2 separate regions of the Homo sapiens genome follow, and region 1 is linked to region 2. A link is an interaction called in ENCODE POLR2A ChIA-PET data of the cell type or tissue named here. Cell type or tissue: Panc1. All regions are shown on one strand. Links, peaks and the distances in the headings refer to the core of each region. The heading gives the core; the rest is flanking DNA. Region 1 has its middle 9.9 kb from the start of EYA3. Region 2 overlaps PHACTR4 (phosphatase and actin regulator 4).

Evidence for each region. Peaks named below come from ENCODE experiments on the same cell type or tissue, not always from the same donor. Only the 100,000 strongest peaks of a DNase experiment are listed, where the experiment ranks them.
Region 1: POLR2A ChIA-PET joins it to region 2 with 9 read pairs; 2 of 35 experiments call an interaction of 5 or more read pairs at or near these places.

Annotation. Positions count from the first base shown.
Region 1 is chr1:28,096,346-28,100,741 of GRCh38, reverse strand. It overlaps the pseudogene SPCS2P4. Among named protein-coding and RNA genes, the nearest start is that of EYA3, 9.9 kb to the right of the region's middle. In Panc1, for the core only: no CTCF peak of the experiment used is centred there; no DNase peak of the experiment used is centred there.
Region 2 is chr1:28,435,617-28,440,012 of GRCh38, reverse strand. The region is part of intron 2 of PHACTR4 (phosphatase and actin regulator 4); the gene reads right to left. Among named protein-coding and RNA genes, the nearest start is that of PHACTR4, 68 kb to the right of the region's middle. RefSeq lists a silencer at 2,461-2,755. In Panc1, for the core only: no CTCF peak of the experiment used is centred there; DNase peaks (open chromatin) are centred at 1,902 and 2,392; H3K4me3 peaks cover 1,520 bases; H3K27ac peaks cover 2,862 bases.

The sequences.
Region 1 (4,396 bases), core at 117-4,116, 340 kb after region 2:
CTTCTAAAAATACAAAATTAGCTGGGTGTGGTGCCACATGCCTGTAATCCCAGCTACTCGGGAGGCTGAGACAGGAGAATTGCTTGAACCCGGGAGGCGGAGGTTGCGGTGAGCGGTGAGCCAAGATCATGCCATTGCACTCCAGCCTGGGCAACAAGAGTGAAACTCAGTCTCAAAAAAAAAAAAAAAAAAAGAAAGAAATACTGAAAACTGAGGCACTGAGCAATACTTGACCTGTCCAAGTGCGCACAACTGTAAGTGGGAGAGTCAGGATTCAAACACAATCTGTTTCCAGAGCCCTTGAAAGTCTATACATTCTTACTATGGGGGAAGAAAAAGAAAGAAAGAAAAAAAAAAGTGAAGTTGACAGAATATATGACATGGTCCCTTCTATCCACAAGAAACATCTATTATTAACAGTTTTTTTTTGGTTGTTGTTGTTCTTGTTTTTTGTTTTTTTGAGACAGAGCCTTGCTGTGTTGCCCAGGTTGGAGTGCAATGGTGTGATCTTGGCTCACTGCAACCTCTGCTTCCTGGGTTCAAGCAATTCACCTGCCTCAGCCTCCTGAGTAGCTGAGATTACAGGCATGCGCCACCATGGCTGGTTGGTTTTTGTATTTTTAGTAGAGATTGGGTTTCACCATGTTGGCCAGGTGGGTCTTGAACTCCTGACCTCAGGTGATTCACCCACCTCAGCCTCCCAAAGTGCTGGGATAACAGGTGTGAACCACCATGCCTGGCCAACAGTTTATGTTTTAACTTTAAATCTAATTATAGAGTACAAATACACAGATAATGGCATTCTTGGGGGAAGGTATAACCATAATTTTTTTTTTTTGAGATGGAGTCTCGCTCTGTTGCCCAGGCTGGAGTGCAGTGGCACGATCCTGCTCACTGCAACCTCCGCCTCCTGGGTTCAAGTGATTCTTTTGCCTCAGCCTCCCAAGTAGAGTAGCTGGGACTACAGGCGTGTGCCACAATGCCTGGCTAGGTTTTGTAATTTTAGTAGAGACAGGGTTTCACCATGTTGGCCAGGCTGGTCTCAAACTCCTGACCTCAAGTGATCCACCCACCTTGGCCTCCCAAAGTGCTGGGATTACAGGCATTAGCCATGGCACCCGGCCAGTATAGCCATGATTAAAAGCAAATATGAATCCATCATCTGGTTGGCAGGAAACTTCCAGGCAACCTAAGTTTGACACAGCTCACTCTGGAATTGGACAGGGATACAGGCCCCTGCTAACCCAACTAACTCAGCTTAGTTATGGGCAGCTGACAACTGCTCCGCACAGCAGCGGCCACCTGAACAGGAGGGGAACCAAGAGTAGGAACGGGAGGCAAGAGTGGGTCAGTCTAGTGCTCAACAGGGCAAAGGCAGGGGCAGAAACCAGGTATCCCAGATGAGTCAGCCAGAAAAGATAATCCAGCACCAGCAGGGCAAAGGGCTGGTCTGTGGGTCTTGTGTTGGCCATGAGGACAATTCACAGTTATGTGGAGTCCCAAGGCTGTGCCAAAACAGCTGTTACTGGTCATGTGCAAGAAGATACTGTCTCAAGTGTTTTAATCAAAATAGAAAGGCATCCTGGTAGGAGGGTGTTGAACATGGCATGGGTATAGCCGTGTGTGGGAATCAGGCATCCAGAAATGGCCAAAGTGGAGCCACTGCAAATAGTACAAGAATGAATATACACAATGACTTAGGTCAGCAGTTCTCAAATGTTTTGATATCAGGATCCCTTAATGCTGTTAAAAATTACTTGTGACCCTGATGGCTGGATGTGGTGGCTCACGCCTGTAATCCCAGCACTTTGGGAGGCCGAGGTGGGTGGATCACCTGAGGTCATGAGTTTGAGACCAGCCTGGCCAATACGGTGAAACCCCATCTCTACTAAAAAAAACCAAAAAACAATAAACAAAAAATTAGCTGGATGCGGTGGCATGTGCCTGTAATCCCAGCTACTCAGGAGGCTGAGGCATGAGAATTGCTTGAACCCAGGAGGCAGAGGTTGCAGTGAGCTGAGATCGCACCATTGCACTCCAGCCTGGGCAACAGAAGGAGACTCCGTCTCAAAAAAAAAAAAAAAAAAAAAAATTACTGGTGACCCCAAAGAGCTTTTGTTTATATGATTACAGCTATTTATATTTTCTCCTTTAGAGATTAAAATTGAGGAATTTTGAAAATGCAAGAATATACCAGCACACATTCCATTAGCCATTAGCAATGAATTAGCACATAGCCCCTGGAAAATTCCACCACACTTTTGAAAGAATGAGAGTGAAAAAGGCAAATAATGAGTTAGTGTCATTTTTAAAGTAGTTTTGATTTCACTTACTCCCTGTTACTGTCTTGGAGGTCTCCAGGAGGTCCCCAGACCATACTTTGAGAACTACTGGTCTAAATAATATATAGTAGGCTGGGCGCCACCTAGCACTTTGGGAGGCCGAGGCGGGCGGATCACATGAGGTCAGGAGTTCAAGACCAGCCTGGCCAAGATGGTGAAACCCCATCTCTACTAAAAATACAAAAATTAGCAGGGCATGGTGGTGCATGCCTGTAGTCCCAGGTACTCAGGAGGCTGAGGCAGGAGAATCGCTTGAACCTGGGAGGTGGAGGTTGCAGTGAACCGAGATTGCACCACTGCACTCTAGCCTGGGAAACAGAGTGGGACTGTCAAAAAAAAAAAAAAGAAAGAAGAAGAAGAAGGAGAAGGAGAAGGAGAAGAAGAAGAAGACTGGGTAAGTACTGTTTTTGCAAGCCATCATTGCTGCTAGTAACTTTCATTCATTCATTTTTTTCTTTTTTTTTTTTTTTGAAGACAGAGTCTCACTCTGTTATCCAGGCCGGAGTGCCGTGGCGCTATCTTGGCTCACTGCAACCTCCACCTCCCAGGTTCAAGTGATTCTTGTGCCTCAGCCATCCGGGTAATTAGGATTACAGGCGCTTGCCACCACGCCTGGCTAATTTTTGTATTTTTAGCAGATACAGGGTTTTGCCATGTTGCCCAGGCTGGTGTTGAACTCCTGGCCTCAAGAGATCCACCCAAAGTGCTCGGATTCCAGTTGTGAGACACTGCACCCGGCCTATTGCTGCTACTACCTTTCAAGACTCAGAGAGACTAGAAACTGAAATTCTGGGCTGGGTTTGGTGGCTCACACCTGGAATCCCAGCACTTTGGGAGGCTGAGGTGGGTGGATCACTTGAGGTCAGGAGTTTGAGACCAGCCTGGCCAACATGGTGAAACCCCATCTCTACTAAAAATATAAAAATTAGCCGGGTGTGGTGGCAGGTGCCTGTAATCCCAGTTACTTGAGAGGCTGAGGCAGGAGAATCACTTAAACCTGGGAGGTGGAGGTTGCAGTGAGCTGAGATCGTGTCATTACACTCCAGCCTGGGACACAAGAGTGAAACTCCTTCTCAAAACAAAACAAAACAAAACAAAACAAACTGATATTCTGCCTCAGAAAAACCCCATGTCTCCGGCAATGATCATATTGGCCAACAGAAACAGCCAACTGCAGGAAAATGGCTTCTTCCTCATTTCTACCTTACAAATCTTACCTAAGTATATCTAATGGACCATATCTAGTTCTCACCCAGAATCCTACGTGGATGGAAGCCTGTGAAATGCCATTTATAAACTTCCACCTCTGCAGTATGGGAAGGTTCACTAGAATGAAGTAGGAAAGAGTGTTAAGTCCCAGTTGAACACATTCAACACACATTTCTGTCTACGGGTTGATTAGAATGTGAGCTCCATGAGGGCAGGGAGTTTAGCCTGATTTATGGTGTTTTTGTTTTGTTTCATTTTTGAGACACGGTCTCACTCTGTCACCCAGGCTGGACTGTAGTGACGCAATCATAGGTCACTGCAGACTTGAACTCCTGGGGTCAAGCAATTCTTCCACCTCAGCTTCCTGAGTAGCTGAGACTACAGGCATGTGCCACCATGCCTGGCTTTTTTTTTTTCTTCTTCTTTTTTGTGGAGTTGCTTTTTTTTTTTTTCTTCTTTTTTGTGTCAGTATGTTGATCAGGCTGATCATGAATTCCTGGCCTCAAGCAATCCCTCTGCCTCAGCCTCCCAAAGTGTTGTGTACAGGTGTGAGCCACTACACGCAGCTGATTTGTTTTTTTACCATGTCCTCAGAGTCTGGAATTTTACAAAGTAGTTGCTGAGTAAACAGGTAGATACAAATCAAGATGAACTTTTCCGCAGGAGCTCTTATCATGAACATCAGACAGATAACAGTTACTCGAACAATAGTTTTGGGGAGGTAAAAAAAAAAAGTCAGATACGGAGGGAGACGCAGAGGCGGACAAGATGGCGGCGGCAGCTGTACAGGGCGAGAGAAGCGGTGGTAGCGGAGGCTGTAGTGGGGCTGGTGGTGCTTCCAACTG
Region 2 (4,396 bases), core at 191-4,190:
AAGTTTTTAATACAGTATATAGATCTTAGATGGGCATTCTTCTTAAATACCACCACTCACCACTAAATTTTACTTGCTTTACAATTTATTGTTTGTCAAAGCCCTTTCATTTCCATCTCATAGATAAATGCCTAGCATTGAGTCCTTACTATACTTGCTAACAAACAACTAATGTTTGGCGTAGAAACCACAGGAGAATTTACAGCCCAAAAGTGAGTTATTTATCAAATATAGGAGAGTGTTTAATTCTGGAAACAAAGAAGCAAAATGTCATCAGAAGGGAATGCAGAAGAGAAGGATAGTGTGAGGTTTATCTTTATGTTCTAAATTTCATCTGTTAGGCTGGGGAGTGGCCCCAGATGATTCTTTATATTTTTCTTTATACCTTTTTCTATTTATGAAACATTTCATTTTTTTAAATGAGTTAATGAATTGATAAAGACACAGCCCTAGTGATCAAGGTAAAGTGAGTCAAGTCCTGACTTCAGTTCTGAAAATCTGTTGCTGAATGACTCACTTTGTGATCCATGTGCCTCAGTTTCAATAATACATGAAAAATACTGAAGATATTTCATCTAGGAAGCTCTCAGGTGAAAATACTACCTTTAGAAACAAAATCTCACTACATTATGAAACATTTGGGAGTGTTACCTGTGTTTCCACACTTTATGCTTTTTTTTTAAGTCACCAACATTTTTTGTTTCTGAAAAACAAAAAACAAAAAATGCAGCCTAGGACTGAACATGTTTTCTGCTGCTCCATAAATCAAAGTGAAGGTATAAATCTTTCTTAAATATTATAATGTCTAGAAATGATTCACAGGCTTTCCCTAGTTTTGCTTATACTTAAGCAACCCTTTAATGAACATCTGCTTAAAACTGTTTTTCCCAATTTATGATTGTCATATAAAACCCTACAAGATTAGGAAAATGAGCTTGCAGTGACAAGTGACTACCATTTCACATAGAAGATTTGAAACTCTGAGCTATACTCACAATCAGCTTGCTCTCTAGCTATCCCTTAGTAACATTTCAAATGTAAAGTACTAACTTCAGAAAAGTTTATATCAAAGTGTTGACTTAAGAGAAACGGAAACACTAGTGCAATGGAAAATGCCTGAGACTTATTAGGAAAATGTATAACCAAGTCTAAAAACTTAATTCTTAAAAGTGGTTCTGTCTATAGAAGTCAACAGTTCTATTTTCCAAGTTCTGTAAAATACTAACAAAATATCTCTGAATTCTAAATAAGTTTCTGTAGCATTTATCTTTAGTAACGGCAAGAAATTAACAGATAATTCCTTAGCAATATAATATAAAAAACTTCAAAGAGATCAAGTAAAACAAAACTGTGAGCGATAAATTAATAAACTGAATTTAAGTTTTTAAGTTTTAAAAAACTTAATTTTTTAAAGTTTCTCGCCATGTTCCGCATGACTTCATTCATTCTTCACAAACATAAACATTTCAAAGTTGGGATCATCAACATTCTCGTGTTTAACTTCACATAAATACTCAAGTTCACCTGTAAATCTGCCTTGCTTCTGTCAAGATTTTCTGTTTCTCTGCCTTCTATTACTCACCAACTGCATCTGGATTTACCGGTCTGGAGACATCAGCTTGTCCCATGATTATATTGTCTGATGTATCTCACGACAACAAACTGTCCCGGACAAAAGCAAACTTTTCATAAAAGATAAATCCACATAAAGAGGGGACATGCGGTCCTCTTTCAGTGTCACTGCCAAACATCAGGAAATGGCATAAGGTCAGTTCATCTGCTGAAGTTTCTGTTTCCCATACAGCCTGAGCACTTGCAGTTCTTACAAAACTGTCTTCACACTGGCACTCTTCACACAGGAATGCCTGTCATTCCAGAATGCACACTGTGTAGAGCTGAAGTGCAGGAAGGGGAGGAGACTGCCAACCACATTCTGGCTGCTGACTGGCATAGCCCAAAAGTCCACACCCCCGTTCCTGACTTTTGAGCTTGGCTGCAACGCTCCAGGCTCTGAGTCACAGAAGAAAGGGAGCCTGCTCAAGAGTACACCAAAGAATTTACAAATTTAATCACACAAAAACACCAGGATGGTTTTGAGTAAAAGGCTAATAGGAGCAGTAGTCCATTCAAAGGTGTGTTTTAGACACAGGTTTACCTCAAAAGTATCAGATTTCACTGTGTTATGGACTGAATGTTTGTGTCCCCTTACAATTTATATATGGAAATTCTAATGACCAATGTGATGGTGATAGGAAATGGGTTCTTTGGGAGATAATTAGGTCATTGAGGGTTTTAAAGCCCTCACTAATAGGATTAGTACTTTATCAAAAAAGACCCAGAGAGTTCTCTTTTTCCATCATGTGAGGCTACGCAAGAAGACAACTGTCTGGAAACCAGGAAGAAGGCCCTCACAGATACCCAGTCTCCTGGCACCTTGACCTTGGACTTCCCAGTATCCAGAACTGTTAGAAATAAATGTCTGTGGCTGGGCCTGGTGACTCATGCCTGTAATCCTAGCACTTTGGGAGGCCAAGGCTGAAGGATTACTTAAGCCCAAGAGCTCGAGATCAGCGTGGGTAACATAATGAGACTCTGTCTCTATAAAAAATTTAAAAATTAGCCAGGCATGGTGGCATGTGCCAGTAGTCCCAGCTACTGGAGGGAGGGGAGGTGAGGTGGGAGGATTGCCTGAGCCCAGGAGGTGAGTTGTGAGCTGTGATTACACCACTGCACTCCAGCCTAGGCAACAATGCAAGACCCTGTCTCAAAAATAAATAAATAAAAATAAAAGAAAGAAAGAAATGTTTGTTGTTTAAGCCCCCCAGTCTATAGTATTCTGTTATAATAGCCTGAACAGACTAAGACATGCTGCTTATTCTAAAATTTTATTTCCTACCTGTAGGTGGGCATGCCTAAAGCAAGGTGAGATCTATGTACTGGGAATTAATAACATTAGAAACAGTATTTTAGGATTGAATATACCTTTTCTGAGAATACAAACAAATATTTCTGAAAATCTGCTTACTAAAACAATAAACGAAATAAATATTTGGAAGGTATTATATAACAGTCTCTTCTTGCTAAAACTCAATAATTTCCATATGATCTTGGGGAATAAAAAATTACAAAGAGTAGCCCTACATGCTGGGCATAATACATGGAAAGATCAGCTAATCACATGCAGCAAATGAACGTCCAGTTTGCACATTGATTTTTCCTTTTTTATCCGTAACTAACTTACATATAGCCAAGTACATAAATATTAAGGATACAGCTTGATAAATTTTTATTTAGTATACTAACACTAAATTTTCTAAATGTAAAAAAGACACACATAACACAACCTTAACATAACCTCCACATAACCTGGATTATTCCACTAACATCTGAAGGTAAAAGAGGAAGCTAACAATTCTGAGTAATATATTAAGGAGTTTTACACTTGTTACTGCATTTAATCATCACCACAACTAACCATGCATTGTGAGGTATATTTATTTACCCTATTTTCAGGTAAGAAAACTAGGGCTAGTAAGGTCAAATCCTGTGTCTAATATCACCAAGCTAGTAAGTACCAAAGCCCTAATATTCCTTCAATAAAAGACAGCTACCACTGGGTGGAGTGGCGTGCACCTGTAGTCTCAGTTACTCAGGAGGCTGAGGTGGGAGGATCACTTGACACCAAGAGTTTGAGTCCAGCCTCGGCAACACAGTGAGCCCTGTCTCTAAAAAAAAAAATTAAAATAATTTTTTAAAAAAAGACAGCTACCAAAAAATGGGAGTTTTTCATTTAAATCTTTATTCTCCAAACTGAGATCCCAGAAAGATTTCTAGCATCTGAACTTTCCTGTACTTAGCTTGTCCTTGGTACAATCCCTTCTCTATTATCTTAGCCCCATTATCTGCTTTTGATAGAGAAAAAACAGCAAAGGTAACAAATAAGAAAACCTCAATGCTAAGGCATCAGTAAGGGAAAAAAGTACAGAAACATTCAGACAACATTAAATTGTTAATACTGGTAGTAATTAGAAAAACATTATGATGTTGACCATTAAAACAGGAAAGAAAGTAAAAGGAAAAATGCACTGAAAGCACAATTCAATAATGCCCAATACTTTGGAACCTAGGTACTTATACTTATTAGCCTAAAAGCAGACCATGAGCAAAAGCAGTTTCCACTATTGTAAAATGGGAATGCAAAAGGTGGCAATGCATTGCTTGTCACTCAGGAGGTGCTCAACATATTGTAATTAACAACATCGTTATCACCATCATCATCATCATGGAACTAACACAGTATATTGCTTAAGAGCATGAGCTTTGGAGTCAGATTGAAATTTTAATTCCAGCTCTACCACTTATTAAGTGTTAACACTAGACAAGTTACTTCACCTCT